Regions from separate parts of the Homo sapiens genome. Here region 2 is linked to region 1. A link is a loop called in an ENCODE intact Hi-C map of the cell type or tissue named here. Cell type or tissue: GM12878. All regions are shown on one strand.

Region 1 (8,000 bases):
TAGCATTTCCTTCTCCCCAGCCTCGGGCGCCCGTGCCCCAGCCAGCCGCTCAACCACTCGCCTGGAGCGGGGGGCCTGCACTTACCAGACCGGACGCAGCCATGTTCCGGCCCCGCTGAGCCAGCGCAACTGTCTGAGGTGGAAGCCCACACGGACCACAGCTCCAGGAAGCCGAGCAAGAAACGAATCGCCGGAATACCAGGCCGCGGCCAAGCAATAACCTTAAGTCTCAGGCGACTGCCGCGAGAGCTGCGATCCGGAAGGCGCGCGCTAACAACACTCCCCCGCCATTGGCTCCGCCCTCAACAAACAAGAACGCTTGGCCTGTGCCTGGGTTTGAACCCGGAGACACATGCGCAAAACGGGCCGCGCCGTCCAATAGGAAGCAAGCCGTTAGTGGGCTCGCCCCTTCATGCTCCAGGCCAACGGCCCTCCAGCCTGCAGACCCACCCGCCCGCCCTACCTCTAGCCGCTCTGCTCTTCCCACCTCCCTTCCTCAGCGCCGCGCCCGGGACAGGCGCGAGACTGGGCTTTTATTAGGAAGGCACGATCCTGGGAACCGCTCCTTGTGCCCAATGTAAAACTTCTCAACAGTTCTATTAAGGAATAATAAGTAATACTTGGAAGGATGAGAGGTAGAAATTGCAGACGACTTTTTTTTTAATAGAATCTTTTTTTGAAGAGATTTTTCTAATGCAGATTCGTCAGCCACGCCCAGCCCATCTAACCATCATCTCTGAAAATAATTGAATAATTATGTATAATAATGGTGATGATGGCTTGTATTCTTTTTCAAGTATGTGGGCGATATTTTTATGATGCATTGCCAACAAATGACCCACGTAAATATCTATCATTTAAGTATGATGCACTGAAAAGAATTCTATACAGAATCCTGAAACCTGCCAGCCATTGACTAGCTATGTTATGGAGGGCAAAATTGCGGCACCATTCTGGGTGTTTCCATAGTGATAGAATGGAAGTCTAAATTAGACGCTCTGAAGACTTCTCACCTGACCAGTGTATGATTCTATGAAGCTGTATCTTATTTTATTATTTAATTTAAAATTACAAGAAAATTCTAATCAGAAAATAGTTTACTAATTGAATAAATACATTAATCAGGAGTTGAGCTAATAGATTTTTAAAACATGTAGTGCTTTAACAAATGCTGTCAACTATGAAGGCCAATTTTTTTATTTTATTTATTTTTTTGATAGAAAAAAAGGAACTATGATCTCTGACTGAAATTAGGCCTGGATTGCACTCCATTCCATTAATTCTGCCATTATGGGCAACTAAGTTATCTGTTCCTTAATTCTCTTGTCTGCAAAATGAGAATACTATTAAAGTGGTTGAGATGTTGTAATTGAATAATTCCTGTTAAGATCTAAGCACAATGTTTGGAACATAGTAAGAATTCAATAATAAAGCTATTGGAATCATTATGGAGAGTTTTTTACTATGTTTGGCAGTTTTGCCAATCAGTCCAACTTATAATTTGGTGCTGTCACATTTGGAATAGATAATGATAAACACTAACATTTATTGACTGCATACTCTATGCCCAGTTCTGAAATGCTTTGCATGCATTGAAGAGAACAATTAATATTCCTGTTTTATAAACAAGGGCACTGAAACACAGAGAGCTAAGTGTCTTACCCAAGATCACATCACCACTAAATGGTAGGATGGGTTATTATCCCAAGAATTCTCACTCCACAACTGAGCTCTTAATCACTACACTCTTTGCCTCTGGGTAAGAAATTTTAGCAAGCACGATTATAGATGTAAAGTCCCACATGTAAAATTATATCCTCCTGCTTCCACTGGAAACTAAGTCCCACACTTATTTTGAGAAATTTGGAATGCAATGGCTTGTGCTGCTGCAGAAAGCAGGCCACAGAGGGCGTTGAGGATTAACTGTTCTAAAGAAAATAGAGCAGTACTCTTATAAAAACAGTTGTGGAGACTCCACAGTTTCCAGAGAAACGTTTTACTTCCATATGTACTTGTTGTAGTACTTAATAGCCCACCATGGTTTTAGTATCCTAAAATAGGATTGCTAATTAATGGGGGGAGTAATATTTATTTAAAAACCCAAGTTTGTCGTTATAAATCTCCCCCCAAAATACATCAAAGATTACTTCTTATGAACTGCTAGGACAATCTTGAAGTTTTCTTTCACAACTACTTACCTAGTTAAGGGGTGTGTGTGCATGTGTGTATTTACATATCAGTATATGGAAGTATTAACATATACATAATTAGATGTGTATATGGGAACATAAAGTATCCAGAAATTTGGCTTGAAAGAGAAGTAAAAAAAACTTTTCGTTACTTATGGTTTTAGGTACATAATTTAAAATTTGTAAATCTTGAAACTATTTCAAAGAATATTTTGTTTTAGATCTTTGATTTCCATCAAATAACTATGGTATGGGTATTTACTACCAAAGTGTCTTCCATTAAGTGTTAGCACAAAAATATTCACAACTGAACTAACACTTAAAAATTAGTCTGTATTCATTCCCACCCCACAGCTTAACATGTGCATCTGTCCTGGTGAGTGGATAAACAAATGTACCTCAATGCAGTGCAATACTCTTCAGCAATAAAAGCAAACTACTGATATACAATATGGATGAATCTTGAAAGCACTGTACTAAGTGAAAGAAGCTGGACATCAATGACTGTATGAAAAGAAATCAAATCGCTGGTTACCAGGGGTTGAGGAGGGTGGGGGAAAAAAGACTGTAAAGGAATAAGAGGGAACTTTTTGCGGTGCTGAAAATATTCTATGTCTTGATTACGATGGTAGTTACATGGCTATATCTATTTGTCAAAATTCCTAGTTAGAACTGTGCCCCTGAAAAAGGCGACCTTTTTTTTTTTGAGAAAGGTCTTGCTTGGTTGCCCAGGCTGGAGTGCAGTGGCACAATCAAGGCCCACTGCAGCCTCTACCTGCTGGGCTAAAATGATTCTCCTGCCTCAGCCTCGTGAATATCTGGGACCACAGGCATGCACCACCACACCCTGCTAATTTTTTTTTTTTTAATTTTTTGTAGAGATGGGATCTTCCTATGTTGCCCAAGCTGGTCCTGAACTCTTGGGCTCAAGTGATCCTCTGGCTTCTGCCTCCCGAATTGCTGGGTTACAGGCATGAGCCACCACACCTGGCCAAAATAGTGACTTTTACAGTAAATTATACCTCAGTAAATCTGTGAGAGCGATGATAAAAGAGAGAAAGAGAAAATGAGAGAGACTCAAAGGCACTGTATGAAAACCAAATGCAATGTGTAAACTTTGATTAGAGTCTAGTTCAAAACAAAGTAACTGTAAAGAGCATTAAGCAATAAGTGAAAATGAAAAAATTAATTTTCAGATGATATTAGAGAATTGTAAAGTTTTCTTAGGTATTATAATGTGATTATGTCTATGTAATTTGTCCTTACTCTTAGGATATGCATATCAAAGTATTTAGAGGTAAAATGTCTTGTGATATTTGTAAGTACTTTGAAATTGTTAATCATAAAGAGATTGAGATAGTTAAATACATACGGCAAAATATTAACAATTATTGAATCTAGTTCATTGGTGTGTTTATTAACAATACTCTTTCAGTTTCTCTGTATGTTTGAAATATTTCATAGAAAAATGATGGGGAAACTTGAACTTAATAAAATTGCTTAAGTTCTAAAAACTTTTGCAAAAACATTTATTATTTATTCTGCAAAAGTCAAAAGTGAAAATATTAGCAAATGACTATCATATAATTTTGTCAGAAAAATTACACATGAAAAATGAATTTCTTCTAAAAAGTATAGCATAGTCACAATTATAACAATATTTGCTAAGATAAAATAGACTTAGTTTTATGATTTTGGTTTTTTTTTATAATGTAATTTTTTTTCTTTTACTCCTTACTGCCAAATGTTGGTCCCTCTGTTAAGGAGATTCATTTAAGTATCCTTTTCTGATAAAAAATTATCCTCCAATAGAAATGCTATCTATGCTATGTAGACCATAATGGAAAAGTTAATAAAATGTGCTTGCAATGTACAGGTAGGTGGCAGCAATGTTTACAAAATAGTTTTACCACGCTATGAGTTGTTAAGGTCTGCAATGTGTCATTAATTGTAAAGTGCTATATAAATTAACTGATCTTTACATTTCCTAAATTACCTTTGTGTCAACCATTGCTTATTAGTTATAGTTATATTCTATTATGTACACATTGTTTCTCTTAAGATCACAACAAATAACACTATTCTGTAGATCTCCATTCTGCATCCTATAAGATAGGATAGTTTACTTCTAGTCAACTTATTTTCTACTCACACAAAGGAAATTTTGTCATTGAAAACACATTAAGATTTTCAAAAGCTTAATAAAATGGTTCTGCATTGTAATTTTACTCTTGAGAGGACTTAAATTACCCTGAGTGAAAATTGGCAAGTAATGTAGGATACTGTTTTTAAATTTCAGGCAGTCATTGCTTTGCAAAGTAGTACAGGACCCTTAAAAAGACCCTGTAAGCTGAAACCATGCAAACCGATCTTTGCTTGGGAAAAATTCTGATTGTTTCATGACCTTTAAAAAAAAATTATCAGCTGGAGGCGGTGGCTAACGCCTGTAATCCTAGCACTTTGGGAGACTGAGGCTGGCGGATCACCTGAGGTCAGGAGTTCAAGATCAGCCTGGCCAACGTGGCAAAACCCCGTCTCTACTAAAAATACAAAAATTAGCTGGGCGCAGTGGCTCACGCCTGTAATCCCAGCACTTTGGGAGGCCGAGGCAGGCGGATCACGAGGTCAGGAGATCGAGACCGTCCTAGCTAACATGGTGAAACCCTGTCTCTACTAAAAAATACAAAACAATTAGCCGAGCATGGTGGCGGGTGCCTGTAGTCCCAGCTACTCGGGGGGCTGAGGCAGGAGAATGGCATGAACCCGGGAGGCGGAGCTTGCAGTGAGCCGAGATCGTGCAACTGCACTCCAGCCTGGGCAACAGAGCGAGACTCCGTCTCAAAAACAATAAAAATAAAGATACAAAAATTAGCCAGGAGTGGTGGTGTACGCCTGTAATCCCAGCTACTCGGGAGGCTGAGGCAGGAGAATTGCTTGAACCTGGGAGAGAGGCTGCAGTGAGCCGAGATCACGCCACTGTACTGCAGCCTGGGAGACAGAGCGAGACTCAGCCTCAAAAAAAAAAAAAAAAAAAAATTATCAAAATATTAACATGTCTCTTGCTGTCAGTTATAAATTTATGGGGAAATGAAAAAATAGTAAAACTAATACTTATATAGCACATTGTAACTCAAAGCATTAGAAACATTGAGCATTAAAGTGCTTTAGTTCTCAGTTTTGTTTTCTATTTTTTTATTTTTGGCTCCTGACAGGAAACATGCTTTAGTTCTTTGTAAAAAAAAAAAAAAAGAAAGCTATCAAGAATAGTTTGAACAGTGCCTGCCTCCTCAGCTGTAAGTTATGATACAGTGTGAGCATCTTTTGGTGAATTGTTATACTACTTGCTAAGCCTGGGTCATTTTAAATTAAGTATATGTGGCATAGGATATATAACATATTTGTAAATTCAAGTGTCTATGGAAACTCATAAACAATAAAATACCAAAATGGTAACTTGCAGACAGTACCTAAAAGTAAGAGTTGTTTTGTTTTGTTTTGTTTTGTTTTGTTTTGTTTTGTTTTTTTCCGGAGGCTCCATCATTCACCTAAAAGTAAGAGACAACAGGAAGATAAACTAGAAGCAAAGACACAGGGCAGAAGTGATGTGCTGTTGACCTAGAGAAAATCTGACTAATATTGAAAAGTGCGGCCAGGCACGGTGGCTCATGTCTATAATCCCAGCATTTTGAGAGGCCAAGGCAGCAGGATCACTTGAGGCCAGGAGTTCACAACCAGCCTGGGCAACATAGTGAGACCCAGTCTCAACAAAAAATCAAAAATTTAAAAATTTAGCCAGGTGTGATTGCATGTGACTAGTTTCAGCTTCTCAGGAGGCTGAGGTGGGAGGATTGCTTGCCCCATGGCCCTCTGCCTAGGCAATAGAGCAAGACTCCTTCTCTTAAACTAAAAATAAAAATTTTAAAAGTGTTCATGTTGACAGAATGGAACTAGATTATGGGGCAACTTCAATGTCAGGATAACTTTTCACTTATCCTATGGACAATGGGGAACTGTGGTATAATCAGGGTTCAATTACATAAAAGAAAATTTGTAGCCAGGCGCGGTGGCTCACGCCTGTAATCCCAGCACTTTGGGAGGCTGAGGCGGGCGGATCACCTGAGGTCCGGAGTTTGAGACCCGCCTGACCAACGTGGCGAAACGCCATCTCTACTAAAAATACAAAAACAATTAGCCGGGTGTGGTGGCACATGCCTGTAATCCCAGCTACTCGGGAGGCTGAGGCAGGAGAATTGCTTGAACCCAGGAGACGGAGGCTGCAGTAAGCCGAGATCACACCACTGCACTCCAGACGAGGCGACAGAGCGAGATTCCGTCTCAAAAAAAAAAAAAAGAACAATTTGTGATGGCTAGTTTTGGCAAAAAGGGATCTGCTACCTGCATTTAACAGCTCATAAAATTTTTGAGAGGATGAAGAAACAGTGTATTTTGGATTTTCAGGAATAATTCCCAAATGCACATTGAAGAACTAAGCCATTAAGAGGCAGCTGATGTTTCTACAGTTATAAAACAAATAGAAAAATTGGGAAGCTGACATTAATGCTTATGTCTCCAAGATCATACTGACATCATGCAATCAGGAAGCCACCACAATTACAAAGCTGCCACGTTATGGAAATCACTATAAGAATTAAAGAAAGAGGAAAGAAACACAAAAAGTGGCTTGACAGCCAAAGACAGGTTTATTTTAGAGAAAACCCAAGGGGGCTTCTGGCCAAGTTAGGTCAGAGGCACACTCTCTTACAGACTAAGAGTTTTTAAGGATTCAGGGTGGGAGAGTTTATCAGAGGCTTGTACTGCTTCTGTGTCTCTTTGCTGTGCTTATCTGGGAGGAAGACTTGTGTGTCTGTTCCCATACATCTTTCTGCGCTGCAGGCATACTCCCCCGAGTCTGCTTTTAGCTTCCCTATCTTAGTGCACCTGAAGGGAAAGGAACGTGCTTATTAAGGCCCACTGTTTTACTGGGGCCCATTGTATGAGGGTGAAGTTTGGCAGTTACCCAAGAGACTTTCCCCCCACCTCCCTCTGTGCCCAAGCTGTCTTATCTGTTTTACTCTCTGCTCTTTCTGGCTGCTTGTAGTTAGAAGAGAAGTGATTTCCTTGAAATGCATGAGGCTAAAAAGGGAGCTGGAACTTAAAGTGGCAGTATTTGAGATGATGGTGCTCCTGCTCTGTCAGTCACTACCAATAAGAATTCTCCAATGAGTCTGGGTATGGTGGCTCATGTTTAATTCCAGCACTGTGGGAGGCTAGGATAGGCAAATTTCTTGAGGCCGGGAGTTGGAGACCAGCCTGGCCAATATGGTGAAACCCCATCTCTACTAAAAATACAAAAATTAGCAAGGCCATCATTGTTACAGAAGTGATATTAGTAGCTCTGTCAGAACAGTTTAATTTGCTAACCCTTATAACTGTCAGTACAAAGAGTTGCATCTGGGATGATAAGAGCTTTTCCTATTACGTATTTTCAAACTATTTTTGTAGTGGAAAATGTCACTTTTGTTACTGAGGAGTAGTTTTTGGATGCCAGGTAGATACGGGAAACTGGTTTTCATACTAGGTAACTCACAGAATAATGGTAGCTTATTCTATACTTATACAGTAGTGGTGGCACACTACTGTAATCCCAGCTACTCAGGTGGCTGAGGCATGAGACTCGCTTGAACTCGGGAGGCGGAGGTTACAGTGAGCCAAGATGGTGCCACTGCACTCCAGCCTGGAGGACACAGCTAGACTCTGTCTCAAAAAAAAAAAAAAAAAAAAAAAAAAAAAAAGAATCCTCTCAGAGCAGAA
Region 2 (8,000 bases), 630 kb after region 1:
GAGGTGAGGAACTTGTTGGGAACTGGACCAATGGTGACCCTTGTTATGTTTTGGCAAAGAGACTAGCAGCATCTTGCCCCTGCCCTAGAGATTTGTGAAACTTTGGGAGGCTGAGGTGGGTGGATCACCTGAGGTCAGGAGTTTGAGAACAGCCTGGCCAACATGGTGAAACCCCATGTCTACTAAAAATAAAAAATATTAGCCAGGCATTGTGGTGGGTACCTGTAATCCCAGCTGCTAGGGAGGCTGAGGAAGGAGAATCACTTGAACCCAGGAGGCAGAGGTTGCTGTGAGCCGAGATTGCACCATTGCACTCCAGCATGGGCAATAAGAGTGAAACTCCATCTCAAAAAAAAAAAAAAAGAAAAGAAACTGAACTGGAGAGAGATGATGATTTAGGGTATCTGGTGGAAGAAATTTCTAAGCAGCAAAGCATTCAAGAGGTGACTTGGGTGCTGTTAAAGAAATTCAGTTTTATAAGGGAGGCAGAGCATAAAAGTTCTGAAAATTTTCAGGCTGACAATATGACAGAAAAGAAAATCCCATCTTCTGAGGAGAAATTCAAGCCAGCTGAAAAAATTTGCATAAGTAATGAGGAGCTGAATGTTAATCTTCAAGACAATGGGGAAAATGTCTCTAGGGCATGTCAGAGGTCTTCTCGGCAGCCCCTCCCATCACAGGCCCAGAGGCCTAGGAGAAAAAAGTGGTTTTGTGGGCCAGGCCCAAGGTCCCCATGCTGTGTGCAACCTAGGGACGTGGTGCCCTGCATCCCAGCTGCTCTAGCCATGACTAAAAGGGGTCAATGTAGAGCTCAGCTGTGGCTTTAGAGGGTGCAAGCCTCAAGCCTTGGCAGCTTCCATGTAGTGTTGAGCCTGCAAGTGCACAGAAGTCAAGGATTGGGGTTTAGGAACCTTGGCCTAGATCTCAGAGGATGTATGGAAATGCCTGGATGTCCAGGCAGAAGTTTGCTGCAGGGGCAGGGCTGTCATGGAGAACCTTTGCTAGGGCAGTGCAGAAGGGAAATGAGGGGTCTGAACTCCCACACAGACTCCCTACTGGGGGACCACCTAGTGGAGCTGTGAGAAGAGGGCCACCGTCCTCCCGACCCCAGAATGTTAGATCCACTGACAGCTTGCACCGTGTGCCTGGAAAAGTTGCAGACACTCAACACCAGCCCATGAAAGCAGCTGGGAGGGAGGCTGTACCCCACAAAGCCACAGAGATGGAGCTGCTCAAGACCATGGGAACCCACCTCTTACATCAGCATGACCTGGATGAGAGACATGGAGTCAAAGGAGATCATTTTTGAGCTTTAAGATTTGACTGCCCATTGGATTTTGGACTTGCATGGGGCCTATAGCCGCTTTGTTTTGGCCAATTTCTCCCATTTGGAACGGCTGTATTTACCCAATGCCTGTACCCCCTTTGTTTCTAGGAAGTAACTAACCTGCTTTTGATTTTCCAGGCTCATAGGTGGAACGGACTTGCTTTGTCTCAGATGAGACTTTGGACTATGGATGTTTGAGTTACTGCTGAAATGAGTTAAGACTTTGGGGGACTGTTGGGAAGGCATGATTGGCTTTAAAATGTGAAGACATGAGATTTGTGAGGGGCCAGCGTGGAATGATATGGTTTGACTGTGTCCCTGCCCAAATCTCATCTTGAATTTCCAAGTGTTGTGAGAGGGACCCAGTAAGAGGTAATTGAATCATGGGGGCAGGTCTTTCCCATGCTGTTCTCATGATAGCAAATAAGTCTCACAAGAGCTGATGGTTTTAAAAAGGGAAATTTCTCTGCACAAGCTCTCTTTGCTGGCTGCCATCCATGTAAGATGTGACTTGCTCCTCCTTGCTGTCCACCAGGATTGTGAGACTTCCCCAGCCATGTGGAACTTTAAGTCCAATTAAACCTCTTTGTTTTGTAAATTGCCCAGAATCAGGTATGTTTTTATCAACAGTGTGAAAACGACTAATACAGTGTTCTAACAAAAATACAAATGACATGTCATCAGAGAACGGGAGAGGAGAGAATAATTTTTGCCAAGTCTTTTTTATATGAAATTTGAGCTGGGCTCTGAAGGAAATTAGAGTTTTAATTGGCATGTTGTGTTGCTAAAGGGAGGAACCCATAGGCAGGACTGGGAATTTAGATACCATTTAGATTACGAAGGGCTTGAAAATAAAATTTTAAAAGTTATCTTTCTTAGCTGGGCATGTTGGCACATGCCTGTACTCCCAGCTACTTGGGAGGCTGAGGCAGGAGAATTGCTTGAACCCAGGAGGCAGAGGTTGCAGTAAGCCAAGATCACACCATTGCACTCCAGCCTGTGCAACAGAGCGAGACTGTCTCAACAAAGAAAAAAAAAAGATAAAAAGTTATGCTTCATGTATTAGTAAATCACCAAAGACTTGCAAGACTAGTTAGGAAACCATCAAGACTTAGGACTGATGGGGAAAGATGATAGAAAAGGAGAAATTAAAGGGGATAATAAATTTTCAAGAACAGTAATGCCATTAAATAAATGGGTGAACATATAAAGAGGAGCACATATGTAAGTCAAATGATAAAATGGGGTGGACATATTAAGTTTTGGGGGCCTTGCATTATTTGGAGTGGTCAAGTAGGCAGCTGGAGGTATAAAACAGAGTGTAGTGTTCTAAACCTGGCAGTTATTATAATTACCCTGCATTGCATTTGCTGTGTACTGGTACTTTCCACTTGGTTATGTGGTTTTTAGAGCAGAATCTATTACTTAAATACATCTTTATTTATCATGGAACTTGTTACTGTCCTTTGCAAGAATGAGTTTTTTTTTTTAATGGAATCACGGTTTATATTTTGTATTTGCCAGAAATAAGGATGGGGGGGGTAGGTTTTCACTTTGTCTATTCTTCTGTCTCCTGCTGGGATTGTATTTTGCTCATTTATGAGACTTCTCAAGTTAACAATGTTACGTTTGACATTTAGGGGAAACATGAGAAGCCTGATACTTGGGTTGTAGTGCCCTCTGCTGGGAAAAGTGATAGAACATAGGGGTGTTCTCGCAGAAAAGAAAAAAACAGAAGTTGAGATGTCAGAGACAGTAATTAATGTCTTTTTATCCTTTAAGCAAGTATATATGTGCATATATATTTTACATAAAAAAAAACTCAAAATAGTGAATGTATTTAAACATCAAGTTATTCTGGTAATTTAAAATGCAATTCCGTTTATAAAAACTAGCTTAACAAATTTCATTAACACATTTATGGAAAGCAAAAATAAATGATAAATCTGTCATATACAATTATGTCCCATTTGAGCTTAAAGAAACATAATTATAGGATTTCAGTTATTTATGACTACGCAACCATATGATTTTCCAAGACTGTTCGATGCAAAATTTTCAATTCATTTATATCAAGCTAAATGTCCCAATTTAGGCTGGGAAAATATGTTCACCATATTCATAAATATCTCATCAATATTTAATGACTAATGATTTATTGAAAATATCTCATTTAAATTGAAATTTCTTTAAACAAAGGTTAATGAATTTTTTTTCCTTTTGGTTATAAAGTAACCATGCTCATTATGGAAAATATAAGACAGACTCCAGAAATCATTCATAATATCACTAGAATAAACTCTGTTTAAAAAAAACACTCTGGTGTCCTATATTTTTTCTAGTCTTTTTTTCTACTCGTGTTTTATATAGCAGAGACAAACTACAGAGCAGTTTTACGTAACTTTTTTCTTTGCATGATGACTTATAAATCTGTGCAATTTTAAAGAATTCTCATCCCAACATTGTACTTGTTTCCTTTTCCCTTTTCTACCCAATTAAAGATAAAACTTCTTCAATACTAGCACAGAGCTTTTGATCATTACACCAGAAAGCATCTCTTGCTTGTCAGAACCTTCCAGGCTCTACTTCTACTCCTCTTTGATCTGGAACTGCACTGTTGCCTACTAGTCATCATTCTAGTTTATTCCCAGAGCCCTCTACTGTTTACTCTGTGAAAACTATTTGTTCTTTGCTACAGTAGAAATTAGTGCCAGCGGTCTTTTTCAACAAATTAGGCCAGAGAAACTTCTGTATCTCCAAATATACATGTTCTGTCTCATGTTTCTCAGCCTCCTTAAAGTTAAAAGGGGCCATTTAACAAGTTTTGGCAAATGATCTAGGAGCATTAGTGGATATATTTTCATTCTGTTAGTGGGTCTATTAGCAGCATTCTCTTGCTCTGTGATTAGGATTGTGAAGGCAAATGTTCACACGGCATAGCCACAAGATGAAAGCAGCCTGCATTGCTAATCCAGCAGCCTGGGAGAGTCATCCTACTGTCAATACCTATGAGTGAGAAGTAAATTTTGGTGTGCTAAGCTATGGAGATTTAAGTGTATGGAGCCACAGTAAAATCTAGCCTATCCTGACTAATACATGATAGTATATTCAGTCACAGTGTTTGACAATGTTGTTTTCTCTGCTTTGGGTGCCCTTCCCAAGCACCTCCATCCCTTCACCAAGAAGTTTTTCTTGAGCTTCCTCTTATTCATCCCACAGGACTCATCTCAGGGGCGTTTACTTGATAAACTTTTGATTGCCCCCACCCCTCATTCTGGGTTAGCTGTCTGTCCCATATGCTTCTGTAGTACCATAAGTATATAAATGAACAGTTCTTGGATATTTATGGATTGATGAAATTATTTTGTAGGTATTAGTTATATAAACTTTTCTTTAGAATAATTATTAGAATAATTAGAATAGATCAGCAGTTTTCAGAGTGTTTTCTGCAGACCCCTAAGGGTCTCTGAGGCTTTTTCAGGAAGTCTGTGAAATCAAACTAACAGTGAAAATAGATTAGTGGCAAAAAAGGCTGGGACTTTTAGCAAATCAAGGTAAAGGCAACAAACTGTACCAGGAGTCATTGCATCATTGTATTTTTCACTGCCATACATTTGCAGTAAAAAAAAAAATCCAACTTTATTTAAGAATGCCCTGGATGAAACATTAAAGATTATAAATTGCATTGCCTTTTGAAATTGAGTACATACATGTCTTTGTTATGAATGACAAAAGAGAGGTAGACATAAGCATGGTTGCTGCATAATTGAATTGAATGGCAATCTTGAGTAAAAGCACTGAAGTAATTTTATGATTTGCAAGGTGAATGCATCATTTTTACCGTGGAACAACATTTTATTTGCTAAGAGTGACTGAAAACCTATTAGAATCAGAATCAGTATTTAATATATTTAGAATCTGCATGTGGCAGATATTTTCAGAAAATGACTATTTGTTGCTAATTATGAAATATGAGATTTATTAAGAAAATTAGAATTTTGGTAAACTTATTTGTGCTACCGTGAACCTGACATCCCCATAATACTTAAAAGATTTTATAATGTGATCAGTGATATTAATGAACATGACTTTGTGACACAGTACAATGAAAGGTGTCAACATTTGGAATATTTACTTAACTCAGTGTAGTTGTCTGTTCTCACACTGCTGTAAAGACATACCTGAGACCTGGTGATTTATAAAGAAAGGAGATTTAATTGACTCACAGTTCCATATGGTTGGGGAGGCCTCAGGAAACAACATTCATGGTGGAAGGCGAAGGGGAAGCCAGACACATCTTACATGGCGTCAGGAGAGAGACAGCGAAGGAAGCCACACACTTTTAAACCGTCGGCTCTCATAAGAACTCACTCACTATCACAAGAACAGCATGGGGGAAACAACCTCCATGATCCAATCGTTTCCCACCAGGCCCCTCCTCTGACACATGGCAATTACCATTCAAGATGAGATTTGGGTGGGGACACAGAGCCAAACCATATCACTCAGTTAACCAACATTTTCAAAAAGACATACAAATTATGTCACAGAATCATGCATGAATAAAATATCCATTCAAAATGCAAGATATACTAATGGATTTCAATATAACAACACGTAAAAAGTTTGTTGATATGGTTCAATCAACAAGAACAAAAGCAAAAAACGTTGCCTCCAGAGAAAGTACCAAAGTTCTTACTATTCCAGATTCCTAGGTGCAGAAGAGGGTTCCTCATAAAAGCTTGGCTGAACTCCCCTACATTCTCCCTTTCTATGCTACAGCACTGCTGTCCTTTGCTTCGAGGCTGCTACCCACCCCAGAAACTATTAAGAGTGATGGGATGGTCCTATCAACCTTTTCCATCAATAGAATAGAAACTAACATATAGATTTTTAGTTGTAGGAAAATGCTAAGAGGTTTCTATGACTACAAAAGTCAACTATTCTTTTGAAACAGGGAGGCTAACAATCTGAGCAGGCTCATTTATAACAGTAAGTACACAGACTCATGAAATAGCTCCTACCCATATAGGAGTGTTGGAGAAAGGAAAATAAAATGAAATAAAAACCCAGCAGAATATGGGTAAGAATGGAAGGACCCATCTTTAGCGTTCATACACACTCTCTTCAGAGGATGTGGAGGGCCCAAGTCCCTTTCTTTCCCAGAAGAGTAACCTTTCCTAAGAGGAACACATGCCACAAATTAAGATTTTACATTTTTTTTGGTTTTGTTTTTGTTTTTGACAGGACTCAACACTCTGAGAAAATGAGAGAGCCAAAAACTCTACATTATTAAAGCAATGCTTCCAAGGATGTTATAGAATAATAATAAGCAAAAAAACAAATTCAGCAGTTTATCGGATCCAAAGAGCCATGTAGAATGTCTTGTGGCTGAGAATGAATGAAGAAAGAAATGAATGAAGGAAGAAACATAAGCAGCTGAAAACTGAAAAGACCAAACTCCAAAAAGGGTTCAGTAGAAAGGGAACTTGATCTAGATGCTGGTTTTATAGAAAAATCAGAGTTACAGAACCTGTATCACCCCACAGACACTGTAAAAGGCCTAATTAATATTTAAGAATAAAGGAGAGATGAGGAGCAAATATAAAACAGTTTAGGTCAGCTATATAACAAAAAATCACCAAGCCAGTGATAATCCAGTTTTTCACTCTGCAGTGCTCTAAAAGAAGCATCCTTCCCAGAACTTAAAAAAATTATGATTATTGACTGGACATTAAGTTTTTGGACTTGGAAAACACTGAGCTCTCTGAGGTTTCATTTCTTCTGATAGAAACTAAATAAATACCTAGAATAATCTTTTAAAGTAATCATTGTTTTTCTTTTCTTAATCTCAGGATTTTAAAGTATAGAAATCCAATATGTGTAATAAACAATCTACATTGTCATACCCTTTTAAAACACTTTCATTGAAACCTCTTTTGTACTATGAATGAACTGCATGCATTTTGTTATGCACATTTAATTAATTTGTATAAAATATTTAAGATAAATATTTCTAATTAAAACTAGCTGTGTCAAATTTTGCACTACTCTTAATGATAACATCAAAACTATCAGGAAACATAGTTAAAAATTGTATTTTATTGGCCTGGCACAGTGGCTCCTGCCTGTAATCCTGGCACTTGGGGAAGCCAAAGCAGGAGAATGACTTGAGGCCAGGAGTTTGAGACCAGCCTGGGCAACATAGTGAGACCCTATCTCTACATTTCTTAATTTATTTTGTGAAGAAAACAACCAACGTGGTAGTAGTTCTTTTTTAACAACAACAACAAAAAATTATTTACAAGTTTATATAATTAAGTAGAGCATACTTTAATTTGTAACATTTTGTTTATGGTATGTTTAAAAATATTTTAAAATATCCATGGAATTATCAATTTGTTTTGAATACCGTATGGTAGACATAATACTAATTGGCAGTATTTGATTTTAATAAATAATTCATAAAATTTTTAATACATAAAACAGCTGCATCTGCATTGCTACTTCTCATTGCAAAGTTTTGTCATTAACAAACTTTAATTCAGTAACATACAGAATTCAGTTTAAGTTGTAGCTTAAAAATTTGTCAGATACCATCAAGCTATTTTCACTTTAAGGTATACAAATATTTATTTGAAAAAAAAATGATTTTTTAACAAAGAAAATGGAG

Evidence for each region. Peaks named below come from ENCODE experiments on the same cell type or tissue, not always from the same donor. Only the 100,000 strongest peaks of a DNase experiment are listed, where the experiment ranks them.
Region 2: a loop joins it to region 1, with 3 times the contacts of the local background. A loop is called at or near these places in 26 of 110 quality-filtered maps.

What each region holds. Positions count from the first base shown.
Region 1 is chr4:67,545,253-67,553,252 of GRCh38, forward strand. CENPC (centromere protein C) reads right to left here and starts at 251. Exons shown (of 19, transcript NM_001812.4): 1 at 86-251. The coding sequence starts at 103. RefSeq lists enhancers at 6-245, 23-573, 5,137-5,226, 5,732-5,851 and a silencer at 396-535. In GM12878, a CTCF peak has its summit at 4,073; DNase peaks (open chromatin) are centred at 299 and 4,086; H3K4me3 peaks cover 1,214 bases; H3K27ac peaks cover 2,061 bases.
Region 2 is chr4:68,172,738-68,180,737 of GRCh38, forward strand. No RefSeq gene overlaps it. Among named protein-coding and RNA genes, the nearest start is that of TMPRSS11F, 47 kb to the left of the region's middle. In GM12878, a CTCF peak has its summit at 3,008 (motif pointing left); a DNase peak (open chromatin) is centred at 3,014.